Regions from separate parts of the Homo sapiens genome. Here all the other regions are linked to region 1. The links are chromatin contacts, found by Hi-C or POLR2A ChIA-PET in ENCODE. All regions are on one chromosome and are shown on one strand. Each heading gives the region's core, a stretch centred on a gene start or an enhancer-like site at or near the end of the contact. The rest is flanking DNA. Distances are from core to core; before and after follow the strand shown. Region 1 holds the start of POLE4 (DNA polymerase epsilon 4, accessory subunit). Region 2 holds the start of MOGS (mannosyl-oligosaccharide glucosidase). Region 3 holds the start of TTC31 (tetratricopeptide repeat domain 31). Region 4 has its middle 92 kb from the start of EVA1A-AS. Region 5 holds the start of PCGF1 (polycomb group ring finger 1).

Region 1 (3,360 bases), core at 225-2,724:
ATGGTCTGCATTTTTGGACTCTCATGTCATGTAAAACTTTGATTAGACTTGTTAGGCTTTTTGTGTGTGTTATAGGAGTGTCAGCTGTGACCCTTAAAATGGGTAAAGAAAGGTTTCACACCTTTCCACTCCTACACCAGTCAGAGTTTACTACATAATTTTGGAACTGAGTGATTTCAGATGTGTTTAATTCAGCTTCATCTTGGCTTCACCACATTCTGCCCTGTGTATGCGACTCAGTAACCACTCTGCACCTCAATTTTTTCAAATAAGGTTTGAAAAAGAAGGTTATAATATTTACCTCAATAGGGTATTGTGAAAATTACAGAAGTTATGATTTACATAAATCTAAAACACTTTGAATCATGCACATAGTAAATGTTTAAAGGTGTTCACTATTATTATGATTGACTTAGATTAAACCTATTTTAAATATTAACTGTTCCTCTACGCTATCAGACCTCCAAGTGTGGTGTGGGGATTCATGGGGGTGGGAATTTTCTGGAGACCCTTTTCAGGAGTCCATGAGGCCAAAATTATTTTCTTAATACTACTATGAGGTTGCCTTTTTCATTCACATTCTCTCAAGATGTAGTAGTTTTTTAAGAGCTACCTGAGAAGTGCTAACGTTAGCAACAGAAGCAGCTAGAGAATCCAGTTCTCACATGAAATCAGACATTAGAGACTTTTCTTACTAGATTTAAAAAAAATTACTTGTCATAAAAATGTTGTTTGTTAGCTGGTAACGCATTAGTAATTTTAAATCAATATTTTAAAACTTTAATTCTAATATAGTAAGTATTGATATAACTGACAGAAACAAAAGCTCCCTGGGCTCTTTAACAATCTTTAAGACCGTAAAGGGATCTTGAGGTCAAATTTGAGAACCAAAGCTGTGATGCAACCTCTTTTTGAACAAACGTGGATGCCTCACCACCACAATTTCATCTTTTCTAGCCTCCATGACTTTTTCTTGTTTCCTCTGGCTGGGCTGAATTTCTTCATTTCTGCCTGCCAAAAGCCCTACCCCTCCTTCAAGAGCATCTATAACTGGTTATCCTTGAATTTGGTCCAGATTTCGCTGCCTCCTTGGCACCCTCTTCCACGATGCTGGGCCCTCCAGGGCCGGGCCTCCCTCGGACACGTGCCCTCGTTAGCCTTGGAATATGCACACTCTGTTTTGACGGAGACTCTCTTGCGAGCCTGGTCTAGATTTCTCCCCTCACCAGCCAGGCACAGGCACCAATGGGAGGTGCCTGGGCTCCACAGGCCCGTCGGGGCCAGAGGGTCGCCGGTAGCGTCAACCAAGTGCACGACAGCCCACGGGTGGCTAGGCGCGTGGGAAGAGCCGGAGCCCGACCCCCGCCCACCCGGTTTCCTGGCAGCGCACTGCCGCGTAGGGGCGGAGCCGCGCGCCTACACAGGGTGTGGCCTCCAGCCCGCGCGGGAAAGGGCCTGCGCCGCATGCGCGCGCACAGTCGGCGGCCGCGCGCAGCACGCTCAAGGCCGGGATGGCGGCGGCGGCGGCGGCAGGAAGCGGGACGCCCCGAGAGGAGGAGGGACCTGCTGGGGAGGCAGCGGCCTCGCAGCCCCAGGCCCCAACGAGTGTGCCTGGGGCTCGTCTCTCGAGGTTGCCTCTGGCGCGAGTGAAGGCCTTGGTGAAGGCAGATCCCGACGTGACGCTAGCGGGACAGGAAGCCATCTTCATTCTGGCACGAGCCGCGGTGCGCCTGCAGCGCGAGGGCATGCGGGAGTGGGGGAGGTGGAGTGTGGGGCGGGGCCTCGGGGCCTCCCGCGGGCGGGGCTTAGGGCGGCGTGGCCCGGGTTTTGAGATGTGGGCGTGGACCCGGAAGGCGGAGGAAAGGGGCCGGGGACCTGTGCGAGTTTTGTTAACACTCCTCCCTCTTGTTGAGGACCTGGATAGTGAGTGACTTTAATTTGTATCTCCAGGGCCTCGTACAGAACTTGTAGGAGTCTTTAGTGAATGAGGGAGAATACTGGGAAGAGGGTAGCGGAATGGATCTTCATGAAGTCCAGGACAATCTTAGCTTCCAGAACATTTTCTTGCCCCGAGCCTTTCTTCTCCCTTTCTGCCCCCACCCACAAACCGGAGCCCTCACCTCCTCAGTGTGTTAGAACCCATTACTAAAACTTTGCTTTTTTACTTCACAGGAACTGTTTGTGGAGACCATTGCAAAAGATGCCTACTGTTGCGCTCAGCAGGGAAAAAGGAAAACCCTTCAGAGGAGAGACTTGGGTAGAGTGGCACTGCAGTGTCTGGGGACAGACAAGGGAGGGCTGGGCTGGTTTCCCCTTGTGCAGGTTGAGAAGACGTCACTCTGATCTGAGAGGTGCCACAGCGTCTCTCCCCAGGATGGTTTCTGTTGGCCACAGTGCCAGGAAGCCCTACCTGTAGAGGCTGTCTGCTTGGGGTGGCGGGGCAGTGTGTGAAGGTGTCTGGGGTTGCCGTAGCGGACTGGATCCCTTCATACCTTCTGCCAAATTGCACCAGAAAAAGATATTTCTTTTTCACCTAGCAACTGGGGATTTGATTTCTGACTCTTGTCTGGCTGGGAACCCTCACCTGGGTAAGATTTCGTATACCGTATTCTCATGCGCCCTGCGTCTATTGCCACGTTCTTCTCTGACAACTTTAAGAGCAAAGCGAATAAATAATTTAGGGGTAATTTAGGAGGCCCCCAACCCCCGCGTTGAATGGTATTTGCCTATGCTTTTCTTAACTCTTCTAGGGAGACAGCTAATATATATAAGAGTTGCTGGTAGAGTAGATATGGATCTCAAGGCAGCAAGGGACGCATCTTATAAATGCCCTCATTTGCCCAAAGCCTCATGCCCTTCACTGCAGATTGTGCTGTTTTCTGACTGAGGTCAGCATGGCTGAAGTTAGTCAGGTGTCTCTTTTCCTTGTGTTTCAGATAATGCAATAGAAGCTGTGGATGAATTTGCTTTTCTGGAAGGTGAGTTCCCTCTCAGTGGGCAATCATTTCCGCCTGTCTTTTGCATGTTGATGTGAAATTCAAAATCTCATAAAACGGATGCCTGCTTCTTGTTTGTGTAGGGATAATTCTCCGCACTTGCTATTAGGATAGAAAAAAGTAACTTGCTAAACCTAGTGAGGTTCAGTTTTCTCCCTTGGGGAATTAAAATTTCTACCTGAAAATTGCTAACCATAAAGAAATAGGAGGGAATATAAAGATCCCAGTGGAGTTAGATGAATTCGAAAGTTCGATTCCTACTTTGATCGCCATCCCTAAATGTCAGGCTTGCCCCCCCTCATCATGTTACAGATCAGAAACAATTGTTAACATTTAAAGGGTCACCGCTTGTTCTTTTTTCTTC
Region 2 (3,360 bases), core at 633-3,132, 490 kb before region 1:
AACAACATACGTCTGGCAGTAATGAGGGTCACTGAGGGTAACCAGGTACACCCAAGCGGGATGAGATAAAGAGCCTTGCACTGGGTGCCCTGGGAGATAACAGTATACTTTTGTACTATGTCCTACACTAAGAACTCTACACAGTTGATTTCATTTAATTCTTTTTTTTTTTTTTTTTTTTTGAGGCGGAGTCTCGCTCTGTCGCCCAGGCTGGAGTGCAGTGGCGCGATCTCAGCTCACTGCAAGCTCCGCCTCCCAGGTTCACGCCATTCTCCTGCCTCAGCCTCCCGAGTAGCTGCGACAATAGGCGCCCGCCACCACGCCCAGCTAATTTTTTGTATTTTTAGTAGAGACCGGGTTTCACCGTGTTAGCCAGGATGGTCTCCATCTCCTGACCTCATGATCCGCCCGCCTCAGCCTCCCAAAGTGCTGGGATTACAGGCGTGAGCCACCGCGCCTGGCTTTTTTTTTTTTCTTGAGATGGAGTTTTGCTCTTGTTGCCCAGGCTGGAGTGCAATGGCACGATCTCGGCTCAGCGCAACCTCCACCTCCCTGGTTCAAGCAATTCTCCTGCCTCAGCCTCCCAAGTAGCTTGGATCACAGGCATGCGCCACCACGCCCGGCTAATTTTATATTTTCAGTAGAGACGGTGTTTCTCCATTTTGGTCAGGCTGGTCTGGAACTCCTGACCTCAGGTGATCCGCCAGCCTCGGCCTCCCAAAGTACTGGGATTACAGGCGTGAGCCACCGCGCCCAGCCTCTTTTTCATTTAATTCTTACAGTCCTGTGAGTTAAGTGCTATTATTATCTACATTGTACATTTTACAAGCAAGGAAATCAAGGCTTAGAGATGGTAAATAGAAATGGTTATACAGGCAGTTGTTTAAGGCAGGATTTAAGCCAGGCAGCCAGAGCCCACTTCATGCTGCATTTGCTGGCAGCAAGGGAAGGATGGAGGGGGTCTGGGCTGAGAAAAGGGTGTCCTGAGGCCCTGACCTGAGGCTCTACAGTCACTCTCCAGCTCCAGTCCCCTCCGTGCTGACCCCCAGGCCTCTTGACGAACTCAGTGGTGAGCCTTAAGGCCCCATCCTGGATGTGTTGGCGCCCGAAGGAGAGGCCGTCGTGGAACTCCCAGCCATAGGGACCCACACCGTCCCCCTGCTCACACGTGTGCCTGAGCTTAGGAGTCCCCGGGGTGGTGCCCTGCTGCGCCCACATCAGTCCTGGGGGTAGAATGGCCACGTAAGTCAAAGAGCAGGGGACCTGTCCCTCCGGGTCTCCGGGTCATCCCTCTTCATAACTCTCCTGATCCATTCCTTCCCACCCTTGCTCTCGCTTCAAGCTGGGGCGCCCAGATTAGGAGTCCGCCTGCCTGCCCGCCCTGGGGCCCGGTTACCGGTGAGGAGGGGCTTCGGGCTGCGGGTCTTCATGCCGAAGTAGACGTGAGGGCGGTAGGTTCCCCAGAAGAGGTCCGGGGCCACGGCGGGGCTGGAGGAGTCGGCAGGCAACACAGGAGGCGCGGAGTGCAGCGTGACCGCCCGCCGCGCACGGTACCACGCCAGCACCCAGCGCCCCGACATACCCAGGGCCAAAGACAGGACCACGACGGCCAGAGCCACTCCTCCAGCCGTGCTACGCGGCCCGCCGCCCCGGCCGTCCCGTCGCCCGGGGCCTCCCCGAGCCGCCCTCTCGGCTGTCCGCACTCCCTCTGCCGGCACTGCGCGGCGCCGCCGCTCGCCCCGAGCCATCCTGGCACTGAGGTCCGCGTCACAAGAGCTCGGAGAGGCGGCAGTGGAGCCCGGGTCCTGCCTCACCTCTCCGGCTCCCGCCTCTCGCCCTGGCGACCACCGTCCGGTTAGCGACACCTGCCAGCCAGCGCCTGCGCCTCCGCCTCCGCCTCCCGCCGGAAGTCCCGCCCCGCCACGTTAGGTTAAGTCCCAGAGTCCGGAACCGCTGCCTGCGGCTTGACACAGGGTTGGTACGTAGCGTCTGTCCTGGGCGTTGGTCCACCGGGATTGCGTTTATCTGGCGACCCCATGGAGTTCACAGGCTCGGAAAAACCAATCTAACGTTGGGCTGAGGCATGAGAATCGTTTGAACCCGGGAGGCGGAGGTTGCAGTGAGCCGAGATTGTGCCACTGCACTCCAGCCTGGGCGACAGAGCGAGACTTCGTCTCAAAAAAAAAAAAAAAAGACTGATGTGGCCAGGCACCGAGGCGCACATCTGTAATCCCAGCACTTTGGGAGGCCGAGGCAGGTGGATCACCAGACATGAGGAGTTGGAGACCAGCCTGGTCAACTTGGTGAAACCCCATCTCTACTAAAAATACAAAAATTAGCCGGGTGTGGTGGTGGGTGCCTGTAATCCCAGCTATTCGGGAGGCTGAGGCAGGAGAATTGCTTGAACCTGGGAGGCGGAGGTTGCAGTGAGCCGATATTGCGCCATTGCACTCCAGCTTGGGCAACAAGAGTGAAACTGTTTCAAAAAAAAAGAAAGAGAGAGAGAGAGAGAGATGGAGGGAGGGAGGGAGGGACGGAGGGAGAGAGAGAGAGAGAGAGAGAGACTGATGCTTTATGCAACACGACCACTTATATTTCACTATAATCTGACTGGTGGCCCCACTCTCCACTAGTGGTAGACTTTTTGCTTATGAAATCATCTGACCAAACCCAATGGTTAGTCCTGTTTTTGTCTTTCTTGCTACCGTTGCATTTGTCGACATCCTTATTGTAGCACTTATTACATACCTGTTTCATTTTTCATCTTTGTATCACAGTACTAATCAATTATAGGCATAAGGCAGATGCTAAATATTTATAAATTCAACACATGTTTATTGTACACCCTATATCGCATTATGCAAGGTGCTGGGGACTCAGAGAAAATGGCCCCAACCTCAAGTTCACAGTCTAGAAGCACAATGCCAGCACTCAATGCATGTTGAACCATACCCATTTTTTTTTTTTTTTTTTTTTTGAGACGGAGTCTCGCTCTGTCACCAGGCTGGAGTGCAATGGCATGATCTCGGCTCACTGCAACCTCTGCCTCCAGGGTTCAAGTGATTCTCCTGCCTCAGCCTCACGAGTAGCTGGGATTACAGGTGCCCACCACCACGCCCAGCTAATTTTTGTATTTTTAGTAGAGATGGAGTTTCACCAGGTTTGCCAGGCTGGTCTCGAACTCCTGACCTCAGGTGATCCACCCACCTCGGCCTCCCAAAGTGCTGGGATTACAGGCGTGAGCCACCGCGCCTGGCCAGACCACCCCCATTTTTACAGATGAGGAGAGTAGTTAAGACTGACCCAAAATAACAGCCAGTTAATTATGGAGCTGGGGAACTCAAATCCAGGTTGTTCTTT
Region 3 (3,360 bases), core at 232-2,731, 480 kb before region 1:
ACTCAATGATGAGGCAAGAAGGCATGCTTCCTCCAAGACTCGGGACTGGGGTGGAAAGCAAGACTTTGCCTTGAAAGCTCAGAAGCTATAGTCTGAACCCAGGGGTGTTCTTTCTAAAGGGCCTGCTTTTGCCTTCAGGATGGCAGGTCAGTGAGTTGGCCAAGGGGAAGGAAGAGACCCCAGCCTTCCCAAACGCCCACCCAAGCCCATCACTCACCCTGACCCAGTGCCTGACTCAGCTGTTGCGCTGTTGCCCTGGGGTCCCTCCAGGGTCCCAGATTTAGGTCCAGACTCTGAGCACAGGCTGCCCACAGCAGGGTCCAGTATTGGCTCCACAAGGCCCCAGCCCCTCCGAGCCCTAGTCCACAGCTGGCTGAACCCGCCACGCCCCCGACCAGGCCCAGCAGCCCTGGTAGCAGATCCCCCTCCTCTTGGCACCGCCTGCGGAGCTGGTCCCTCAACGCCGATCCTTGGAGCGCCTCGTCCAGCCGACTTGCCACCTGGCAACCCCGCTCCCCCGTCAAGAGGCGGAGCACACGGGACGTGGGGAAAGGACGTGCGGCCCCTGGGACGTGGCTCAAGGCTTTTCTCTGTAGTGTGTGGTAGGCGGGAAGTGCAAAGAGCAGCTCGGCGAGTTGGGACGACAGGCCCGGGCTGGCGGGCTCCCGGCCGAGAGCGCGAAGCTGCATCTCGATGACAGCCTCCAGGCACTGGGCGGCTAGTCCGATGGGGCGCGCTAGCAGCAGCGGCTCGAGAGTCTCCCCAGGGCCGATTCGCAGAACCGCCCCTTGGGAAGGGTGCAGCTGCAGGTCGCGGCACCACTGGGGCAAGGGGCTAGGGCCGCCGGATGGCGAGCCAGGACTCAGGGTCTTCATGAGTCGCACAGCCGACTGTAGGTGGTAGGCGCAGTCTCGGGCCTGGAGGAGCTGCTCCCGCTCGCGATGCAGCCGCAGCAACACCGCCCGGAGACGCTGCAGCGCGGGAGGGATCGGGCCGCCACCTGCGGGCCCCCGCCTCCAGGCCGCAGCATCAGCCTCGTAGTCCTCGCTCACATCCGCCGGCGTCGGCCACCACGGCGTCCCTCCAGAAGTTCCGCTCGGCCAGCAGTGAACCTCCCAGCGAAGACCGCCCGTTCGACTTCTCTCCCACTGCTCCTCCCCAGTGCCCCCGGGTTGCGCCCTCAGCGGGGGCACGATAACGAGTGGAGGCAGGCTACCTGAGCGAGACGCCTGGGCCATGGGGCGGCGGGTCCAGAACGAACCTAACGATTCCCACTTCCCTGCACGGACCAACGCCCGCCGCAGCTCGGACTTCGCCCCATCGCAAGAGCCGTTTTCTCCAGTCCGGGAGTCGCGGGGACCTTCATGGACTCTCTCGTGCTCCGTAATGGGAGGCTTCTGCCCCTAACAAACATGGCCGCCCACTCTGTCCCACCCCGCCCTTTGGCTGGTATCAAATACTAGACTACCTTTCATTTCCGGGTCACTGTAGATGCGATGGCGCCGATTCCAAAGACTGTGGGGCGGATCAAGCTAGGTGAGCGGTATGACAAGACCAGTGGGGGTCTAGGAGGGCAGAGGCAGCCCCTCTTGGGTCCACCTGTGGTCTGAACGTTTCGAGTAGGATTTTATGCAGAGGGCGGAGAGTCGAGGGTAGAGTGGGGAGGACTCTAGCCCATCTGTCCCGAGCCCGCTGACGAGGCTCCGCCTTCCTTTCCTGTAGACTGCTCTCTACGGCCCAGCTGCCCACTGGAGGTCGCTGCTGCACCCAAACTTTGCAAGGAATTCGGTCCAGAGGATTACGGCGAAGAGGTAAAAGCGACCCTCAGTTTCCCCCAGTCCTGCTCATTTTGGTCACGCCTCTTTGAAGTCAGCTGTGCAGAAACCCGCGACGGATGGGCGCCAGACGGGGCTCTGGAGGCTTTGGGGAGTTGTAGTCTCCGGCCATGCCCTTGAGGATCTTAGGCAAGTGAGGGGCAGGGGATCAGGAGGATGATCCTGATGTAACAGATGCTCGAAGTGGGTAGAATTGAGCAGACAAGGGTCTCTGAGTTGAGGATTAGGGAGTGGGTACGAGTTCCTTGGGAAAAGATGGAGGCCGGGCGCGGTGGCTTGTGCCTGTAATCTCAACACTTTGGGAGGCTGAGACGGGAGGATTGCTTGAGCCCAGGAGTTAGAGACCAGCCTGGGCAACATAGTGAGACCCCATCTCTACAAAAATGTTTTTAAAAAATTTAGCCCGCGTGGTGGGTGGGGGATCTCTTGAGCGCGGGAGGTCAAGGTTTCAGTGAACCATGATCGTGCCACTGCACTCCAGCCTGGGGAACGGTGAGACTCTGTCTAAAAAAAAAAAAAAGCTGGGCCCAGTGGCTCACACCTGTAATCTCAGCACTTTGGGAGGCCTAGGGGGGCGGATCACTTGAGGTCGGGAGTTCGAGACCAGCCTGGCCAACATGGTGAAACGCCATCTCTACCAAAAATACGAAAAACTAGCTGGGCGTGGTGGTGTGCGCCTGTAATCCCAGTCACTGGGGTTACTGAGGCAGGAGAATCGCTTGAACCCGGGAGGCAGAGGTTGCAGTGAGCCAAGATCACACCACTGCACTCCAGCCTGGGCAACAGAGGGAGACTCCATTTCAAAAAAAAAATGAAAAAATATCTTTTTATAGATGGAGGGGACAGTGTGAGCAAAGACAGTAAAACAAGGAAAAGTTGAGAGAACTTTACCAAAGTGAGACCAGAGTAGAGAATCTGGTTGGAACAGTAAAAGATGGGGTGGGAGAGAAGGCAGCAGATGGCTTGAAAGGCTTTGACTTAGCACAGGGGTTTGGATGTTCTCAAGTAGGCAACAGAGTTTTTTTGTTTTTTGTTTTTTTTTAAGATGGAGTCTCACTCTGTCGCCCAGGCTGGAGTGCAGTGGTGTGATCTTGGCTCACTGCAACCTCCGCCTCTCTGGTTCAAGCAATTCTTCTGCCTCAGCCTCCTGAGTAGCTGGGACTACAGGCACATGCCACCAGTCCCAGCTAATTTTTGTATTTTTAGTAGAGACTGGGTTTCACCATGTTGGCCAGCATGGTCTCGATCTCTTGACCTCGTGATCCGCCCGCCTTGGCCTCCCAGAGTGCTGGGATTGCAGGTGTGAGCCACCATGCCCGGTAGACAGCAGGGTTTTCGAAGGAGGGACAGGATCAGATTTGGAAGCATTGAGGCGCTATACTCCCTAGAATCTCAAACTCAAACCCAAAAGTTAATTTAATTAACTTTTGTTAAATTAATTTATCATGTTTGTAAATTGGTTGCTTTTCTTCTAATCCCAATTTTGGTTAATAACACAAACTTTCATCTAGTTGTTTAATCTGGA
Region 4 (3,360 bases), core at 632-3,131, 470 kb after region 1:
TCCTGGGGAATGATGAGTAATTTCATGTGGAGACTATAGGGTATACAGAGAATGGAGCAAAGGGGAAAGAAACCAGCATTCAGGGATTTGTTGAAGTCAGGTAGTAAATAAACTTAAACACTGTGAGTGCTAGTTTCCTGTTGCTGTTGTAGCAAATTACCATACACTTAGTGGCTTAAACAGCACAGATGTATTAGCTTACAATTCTGAAGGTCAGAAATCCAAAATAGATCTTACAGGCTAAAACCAAGGTATCAGAAGAGCTGCACTGCTTCTGGACATTCAATGGGAGATCTGTTCTCTTGCCTTTTCCAGTTTCTAGAGGCCATTTGCATCCCTTGAATTGCAGCCTCTACCTTTGTCTACAAAGTGCATAATTTCAGCTTCTGCTTCTGTCCACATCTCGTCTCTGACCCTGTCCCTTCTGCTCTTGTTTTGTAAGAACCCTTGTGATTACATCAAGCCTATCCAGATAATCCAGGATAATTCCCCCTCTCAAGATCCTTAACTTAATCAACCTCAACAAAGTCCCTTTTGCTACATAAGGTAACGTATTTGCAGGTTCTAGGAATCAGGATGTCAATAAAAAGAGGCAAATTCTGTAAGATATTTGAAGAGATTTATTCTGTGCCAAATACGAGTGACCACAGCCTGTCACACAGCCCTCAGGAAGTCCTGAGAACACGTGCCCAAGGGGGTTGTGTCAGGCCTCTGAGCCCAAGCTAAGCCATCATATCCCCTGTGACCTGCACGTATACATCCAAATGGCCTGAAGTAACTGAAGAATCACAAAAGAAGTGAAAATGGCCTGTTCCTGCCTTAACTGATGACATTACCTTGTGAAATTCCTTCTCCTGGCTCATCCTGGCTCAAAAGCTCCCCCACTGAGCATCTTATGTCCCCTGCCCCTGCCAGCCAGAGAACAACCCCCTTTGACTGTAATTTTCCCACTACCTACCCAAATCCTATAAAACGGCCCCACCCCTATCTCCCTTCTCTGACTCTCTTTTTGGACTCAGCCCGCCTGCACCCAGCTGGAATAAACAGCCTTGTTGCTCACACAAAGCCTGTGGTGGTCTCTTCACATGGACGCTGTGTAAGTTGGGGTGCAGCTTGGTTTTATACATGTTAGGGAGACATGAGACTTCAATCAAATACATTTAAGAAATACATGAGTCCAGTTCAGAAAGGCAGGACAATTTGAAGTGGGGGGCTGGGGGGAGCTTCCAGATTATAGGTGATTTTTAAATTTTCTGGTTGCCAAATGGTTGAGTTTATATAAAGACCTGGGATCAATAGAAAGAAAATAGATAATGTCTGGGTTAAGATAAAGGATTGTGGAGACTAAAGTTCTTAGTGTGCAGAGAAAGTCTTCAGGTAGCAGGCTTCAGAGAGAATAGATTGTAAATACTTCTTATCAGACTTAAGGTCTGTGTTGATGTTAATGCCAGAGAGGCGTAATGAGGCATGTCTGAGCCCCACTTCCTGCAATGGCCTGAACCAATCTTTCAGGTTAAATTTTAAGAGTGTCCTGGCTGAGGAGGAAGTCCATTCAGATGGTTGGGGTGGGGGTGGGGGGGTTAGAATTTTATTTTTGTTTTACAAGGACTTAGGTGTTTTTGGGGAACATAATTCAGCCTACCATATCATGCAAGAGAATTTAAACTGTACTGTGTCAGCCAGGGGTTAAAATCTTAATGCCTACCAGGGCTAGGCAGGTAAAGAAGCATCTTAGTCCATTTTGTCCTGCTATAAAAGAATACTTGAGGCTGGGCAATTTATAAAGAAAAAAGATTTATTTGGCTCACAATTCTGGAGTGCTGAAAAGTTCAGGATTGGGCATTTGCATCTGGCAAAAGCCTCGGGCTGCTTTCACTCATGGCAGAAGGCAAAGGGGAGCCAATGTGTACAGAGATCACCTGGTAAGAGAGGAAGTGAGAGAAGGAAACTCTAGGTTCTTTTTTAATAACCAGCTCTCATGGGAACTAATAGTATGAGAACTCATTCATCTCAACCCCTCCCCAGAGAAAGGATTAATCTATTCATGAGGGATCCACCCCCAGTGACACAAATACCTCCCAGTAGTTTCCACCTCCAACACTGGGATCAAACTTCAATGTAAGATTTGGTGGGACAAACCAACCATATACAAACTCTAACAGAAGTAAATAAAGCAGTCTGGTTATTAGCCAACAGGAAAAAGTGAAGAAAGTGAAAACTCAGAGAGTACTATCTAAAGTGAGTTCTGAGTGTTATCAAAATAAATGCAAACCAGTGTTGCCTGATTACCTGATTCTTTTGGAGAAGCTAAGATCCAGATATTTATGTAAATTTTACCAGTTTTATAAACAATTTTCCAGTCTCTACTGGAATCCTACAAGGATTTTCATGTTAGGAGTTCCTGGTACTAAAATACCTCTGAAGACAGCATTGAAGGAAAGAGGCTAGGAATTAGAATGAATCAGAAAAAACTGTAACAGTGGATAAGAATGCAAACCATAGAGGAGAATAAAATATTTTAAAACCATATGCCCAACAAAGGACTAATGTCAAGAATATATATATATTTTAAATTCTCCAAATTCAATAACAAAAAAGCTAACAATCCAAGTAGAAAATGGGCAGGAGGCATGAAAAGGCATTTCGTCAAAAAACAAATACAGAAGATAAATAAGCACATGAAAAGATGTTCTATGTTTTTAGCCATTAGGAAAATGCAAATTAAAGCCATAGTGAGATACTACTACACATCTATCAGAAGCTCTAAGATAGAAAGAATGACTGCAGTCAAGATGGCCAACTAGAAGCAGCAGTGATCAGACGCTCCCACTGAAAAGAACCAAAACAGCATGCAAATCCAGCACCGGCAACCAAGGTATGCAGGTTCTGTCATCAGGACTGACCCTAGGCAGCTGGCGTGACCCACAGAAAGAAAGGAAGAGCAGAATGGTGCAGTGGCCCACCTGAGAGCCACACAGGACAGGGGAGCTTCCACCCCCCAGCCAAGGAAGGTGGTGAGTAAGAGTGCTATCCAGCCTGGGAAACTGTGCTTTTCCCATGGAACTGTGTAATCCACAGATTAGAAAATCTCACTAGTGAGCTCACACCACTGGGGCCTAGAAAACCACAAAGCTGAGCAGATTCTCAACAGCCACTCAGCTAGAAACTGCTTAAACAGGCTGAGTTCCTGGTGGGGAGGGGCAGCCGCCTACTGTCTAAGCCTTCCAAGAGACTTGGAGGAAGGGCAGCAGCCAACAATGGGACTGCTAGCTGTCTAATACACTAAGCTCTTGGGGTAGAGGAAGGGTGGCAGCCATCTCTATAGCTCCAGGCTGCACTTTTCCCTGGCTGGAGCCAGGG
Region 5 (3,360 bases), core at 219-2,718, 450 kb before region 1:
GAATTCCCGAATCCGTTTCTCTTCACCTAGAAGAAGGTGAAGTATGAGAATAAAGTATTAGCCCTTCGGGGCCGGGCGCGGTGGCTCACGCCTGTAATCCCAGCACTTTGGGAGGCAGAGGTGGGCAGATCATGAAGTCAGGAGATTGAGGCCATCCTGGCTAACATGGTGAAACCCCGTCTCTACTAAAAAATATAAAAAATTAGCTGGGCATGGTGGTGGGCGCCTGTAGTCCCAGCTACTCAGGAGGCTGAGGCAGGAGAATGGCATGAATCCAGGAGGTGGAGCTTGCAGTGAGCTGAGATTGCGCCACTGCACTCCAGCCTGGGCAAGACTCCGTCTCAAAAAAAGAAAAAAAAGAATAAAGTATTAGCCCTTCCTCACTTTTTGTCCTTCCCTCATCTTTGGCCTTCTGCCTACGTGAGTCCTACCAAACCCGTCACCTCAAGCTGCCACTCAGCAATTAGTCCTCAAGAGGCCCCTCAAAGTCAGGTTGGTGACTCACTGTCTTGCAAGCCAGGCACCAGCTTATACACGATGTCCTGCATGACCCGGTCCAGTTTGAGGTTGAGCAGTGGCTGTGTCTCGTGGATCTTAATGTTGCACATGGGGCAGTACTTGCTAGTTTGGAGGTACTTCACAATACAACTCTTGCAGACTGCAGGAAAAGAAAAGCAGATTCTCAGGCCCTCTGGAAACTGGATTCATGGGCTGGGTGGGGTGCCTGGATGCGTGAGGCAGGCCGCACAGAAGCTGGCAGTCAGCTTGGTGAAGACTAGGGACTGGAAGAACTAGGCAGTCTCCAAGGCACTCACAAGTATGAAGACACTCTGTGATGGTGGTGGCATCCACGAAGTAGCCGGCGCATAGGCAGCAAACAATGTGTTCATTCAAGTCTTTGATCTTCACTCGAACCTCCTCCTGAAGATACACCCTCCGTCACCAATCATCCACCCTCAAACCCCAACCCGTGCGCCTTCCCACCTTGGGGGTCGCCTCCTTCATCACACTAGACGGCCAAGCCCCGCGCCCTGCGCCATCAGCCGGGGATTAGCTCCTGGGGGCTGGCACTCCCCCTCCGCCCAGCAGAGGGCTCCGCGCACAGCGGGGGCTTCCCTCACGTGGACTCGCCTGACCCTCCTTTCCCAGGGGAGACTACACAACGTCGGCGACACAACGCGCAGGCGTCCTAACCGGAGTTTGGCAACCCGATCGCAACCACGCAGGCGCACTGGGCACTCTGTCTCTGCGCAGGCGCACTGGGCGCCCGGCCAGCCACCGCCCGTCCTTTAGCCCGCCCCAATTCGCACCGCTGGCCGACCACAGCAGTAACCCTGCCGCCCTTGCACCTCGTTCCGTAGCGGGTCCATCTTGTACACTGACTGGAGCTGGTTCCGAAGCCTCATCGCGATCGCAATCTGGCCCCCCTGAGGAGACGCCATCTTAAAGGCTGATCCCAGCCGGCCACTTCCGGTGCCGCCTGCAGGGCGGGACTTGTCTCCCAGCAACGAGGTTCTAGGTCTTTTCGGATTCGCTCACCCTCTGTAAGGCCCCGCCCACGTCCCTTTCTCCCTGTGTGCTCACCTGAGCCCCACCGGCCCCTCCCCTGCTCAATCCGTAATTAAGGAGTGGGGGGGGGGGAGCACAGGGAAGGGTCTTATCTCTTCAACCTCCTGTAGAAATCATCATAATAGGCCCTACGCGACCTCAAGACTAACTTTCGGAGCCTGCGAAAGACTGCCCCCTCCTACCCCCAAAGGCCTGGCAGTCTGTGCCCGCTACCCGCTCAGGGTCGTCGGTCTTCTGTGACGACGACCCTGCTGAAGAAGCCCCTCCTGGGTCCTCTCCTCGTAATGCCGCCCTGTCGGCGTCCGCGTAGCGGAGCTTCGTCCAGATGGCGGGTCTTCTCCCGGCTTCACGGAGGGAGTTTCTTGGGCTTTGCAGAGTCTCGGAGAGGGTGCCGGGGGATGGGGAGTGAGAGACCCCCAGGGACTTGGTAGTGATCTTATTCCCCCATTCTCCCCCCTGCTGCCGGGGATGGGGGGGGCAGGCCCTGGTTAATGATGATGATTTAATCATCGGCGCCTGCGGAGGCCTGGGACAGACTAATGCAGAGCAGATGCCGAAGGAGGAGGGGAGGACGACTAGGACACTGCCACACACAGACAGGCTTAGGCAGCGAGCGCCTGTAGTAGCATAGGCCCAGTCCCGCACTTGGGGACTACGCGGGGTGCTCGCTCGAGAGCTCTACACCGCCGGCTCTGGGTACTTAAAAAGGGATAAATTTGCTATGAGGTATTAACATCAAATGCAACTGGAGATACGAGAAGGGAGAGATTCCAATGGAGACCTCAAAAAAGGCTTTCTGGAGAAAGTGGGACTTTGGGCACAATTTAGACTTGGGGGAGGGGGTGGAAGTGTGGTGAAATAGAAAGGACGTGGAGGGGAATGACCAGAGGACAGGAAGGTCAAGATGTAGATTTGAGAGTGGTAATAGAAAAAGCAGGGCCATAAAGAGTTGCGATTTTTAGCCTGAGGGCAATTGGGAGCTAGCGGACTTTTTTGAAGGGAGGTTATCCTGTGAAAGCGACATTTTTGTTCATTTCTCTTCAGAGTGAATTGAAGTGAATATGCAGCAAGAAGTTATGAGATTAGTGATTAATCAATTATTCGTTACAGCCCCTGTTTACCTACTTCCCTGGTCCGAGCCACTATCATCTGTCCTCTGTAGTGGCCTCTTGACTGTTTTCCTTGAGTCCCCCTTCGCCTGTTCTCAACATCACAGTTGAGTGCTGTTTCTCAGAGCTAGTGATTCTGATAAAACATGAAACACAAAGGACAAAGGACAATTTTTGAGATGTGGATATGTTTATTATTTTTATGGTGATGATGGTATCATGGGTATATACATATGTCAAAACTTATCAAATTGTACACTTCAAATATTTGCAGTTTATATGTCCATTATACTTCAAGAAAGCTATTAAAAATAAAGTTGAAAAATTAGGTTGTTCCTTTTTTACGTTTAAAACCTGTTGAGAGCTTCCCTTTTCAATCAGAATGAAAGTCAAAGTCTCAGAGTGGTGTGCAAGGGCCTGCATAGTCTCTTCAGATACACCAGGATATCCTTCCACTGTGTCCCCAACTTGAAATGCTTAGGTATCCAAAATGGCTCCCTCCTTCTTTCAGGTCTTTACTCATGAGGCTGCTGTAATCACTCTAGATGAATAACAACTCACCCACCCTTTCACTTCCTTGCTCTTTTTTTTCTGGTTAGCACTTATTAGCATTCTATCATTTATTATTATTTAATATACATTTCTAATATATATTATATTTTCTAGTTATTTTCAGAAAATA

Evidence for each region. Hi-C counts contacts between places; a loop is a spot of excess contacts on that map. ChIA-PET counts read pairs that join two places held with the same protein, here RNA polymerase II (POLR2A). Pooled maps may share reads with other maps.
Region 2: a loop to region 1 is called in a pooled map, with 4 times the contacts of the local background. The contact joins the promoter of MOGS here to the promoter of POLE4 in region 1. A Hi-C loop is called at or near these places in 1 of 168 maps with a recorded cell type or tissue (CD8-positive, alpha-beta T cell), 1 of 37 single-sample maps with no recorded cell type and 11 of 50 pooled maps. POLR2A ChIA-PET finds 5 or more read pairs at or near these places in 2 of 52 experiments (PC-9 and activated naive CD4-positive, alpha-beta T cell).
Region 3: a loop to region 1 is called in a pooled map, with 8 times the contacts of the local background. The contact joins the promoter of TTC31 here to the promoter of POLE4 in region 1. A Hi-C loop is called at or near these places in 7 of 50 pooled maps. POLR2A ChIA-PET finds 5 or more read pairs at or near these places in 2 of 52 experiments (GM12878 and activated naive CD4-positive, alpha-beta T cell).
Region 4: a map of GM12878 shows a loop between it and region 1 (2.8-fold over the local background). The contact joins the enhancer-like site here to the promoter of POLE4 in region 1. A Hi-C loop is called at or near these places in 1 of 168 maps with a recorded cell type or tissue (GM12878), 16 of 37 single-sample maps with no recorded cell type and 6 of 50 pooled maps.
Region 5: a loop to region 1 is called in a map of naive thymus-derived CD4-positive, alpha-beta T cell, with 26 times the contacts of the local background. The contact joins the promoter of PCGF1 here to the promoter of POLE4 in region 1. A Hi-C loop is called at or near these places in 1 of 168 maps with a recorded cell type or tissue (naive thymus-derived CD4-positive, alpha-beta T cell) and 12 of 50 pooled maps. POLR2A ChIA-PET finds 5 or more read pairs at or near these places in 1 of 52 experiments (OCI-LY7).

What each region holds. Positions count from the first base shown.
Region 1 is chr2:74,957,169-74,960,528 of GRCh38, forward strand. POLE4 (DNA polymerase epsilon 4, accessory subunit) reads left to right here and starts at 1,475. Exons shown (of 4, transcript NM_019896.4): 1 at 1,475-1,724; 2 at 2,173-2,257; 3 at 2,937-2,978. The coding sequence starts at 1,512. It overlaps LOC105374809 (a long non-coding RNA gene), which reads right to left and starts at 1,711. Exons shown (of 5, transcript NR_187884.1): 1 at 1,564-1,711. RefSeq lists enhancers at 1,061-1,561, 1,562-2,062 and silencers at 1,354-1,613, 1,684-1,923.
Region 2 is chr2:74,463,500-74,466,859 of GRCh38, forward strand. MOGS (mannosyl-oligosaccharide glucosidase) reads right to left here and starts at 1,883. Exons shown (of 4, transcript NM_006302.3): 1 at 1,397-1,883; 2 at 997-1,223. The coding sequence starts at 1,748. RefSeq lists a silencer at 1,450-1,669.
Region 3 is chr2:74,481,600-74,484,959 of GRCh38, forward strand. It overlaps TTC31 (tetratricopeptide repeat domain 31), which reads left to right and starts at 1,482. Exons shown (of 13, transcript NM_022492.6): 1 at 1,482-1,536; 2 at 1,723-1,811. The coding sequence starts at 1,497. CCDC142 (coiled-coil domain containing 142) reads right to left here and starts at 1,399. Exons shown (of 9, transcript NM_001365575.2): 1 at 218-1,399. The coding sequence starts at 1,238. RefSeq lists enhancers at 542-641, 712-831, 942-1,481, 1,802-1,911.
Region 4 is chr2:75,429,995-75,433,354 of GRCh38, forward strand. No RefSeq gene overlaps it. Among named protein-coding and RNA genes, the nearest start is that of EVA1A-AS, 92 kb to the right of the region's middle. RefSeq lists enhancers at 2,743-2,822, 2,833-3,102, 3,303-3,360 and a silencer at 3,173-3,262. Within about 2 kb of position 1,882, at least 3 of the 41 ENCODE cell types and tissues checked have a DNase peak (open chromatin) inside an H3K27ac peak, as active enhancers do; they include GM12878, where a contact is called at or near this core.
Region 5 is chr2:74,506,227-74,509,586 of GRCh38, forward strand. PCGF1 (polycomb group ring finger 1) reads right to left here and starts at 1,469. Exons shown (of 9, transcript NM_032673.3): 1 at 1,350-1,469; 2 at 816-921; 3 at 506-658; 4 at 1-26. The coding sequence starts at 1,442. RefSeq lists enhancers at 732-1,662, 1,299-1,478, 2,219-2,278.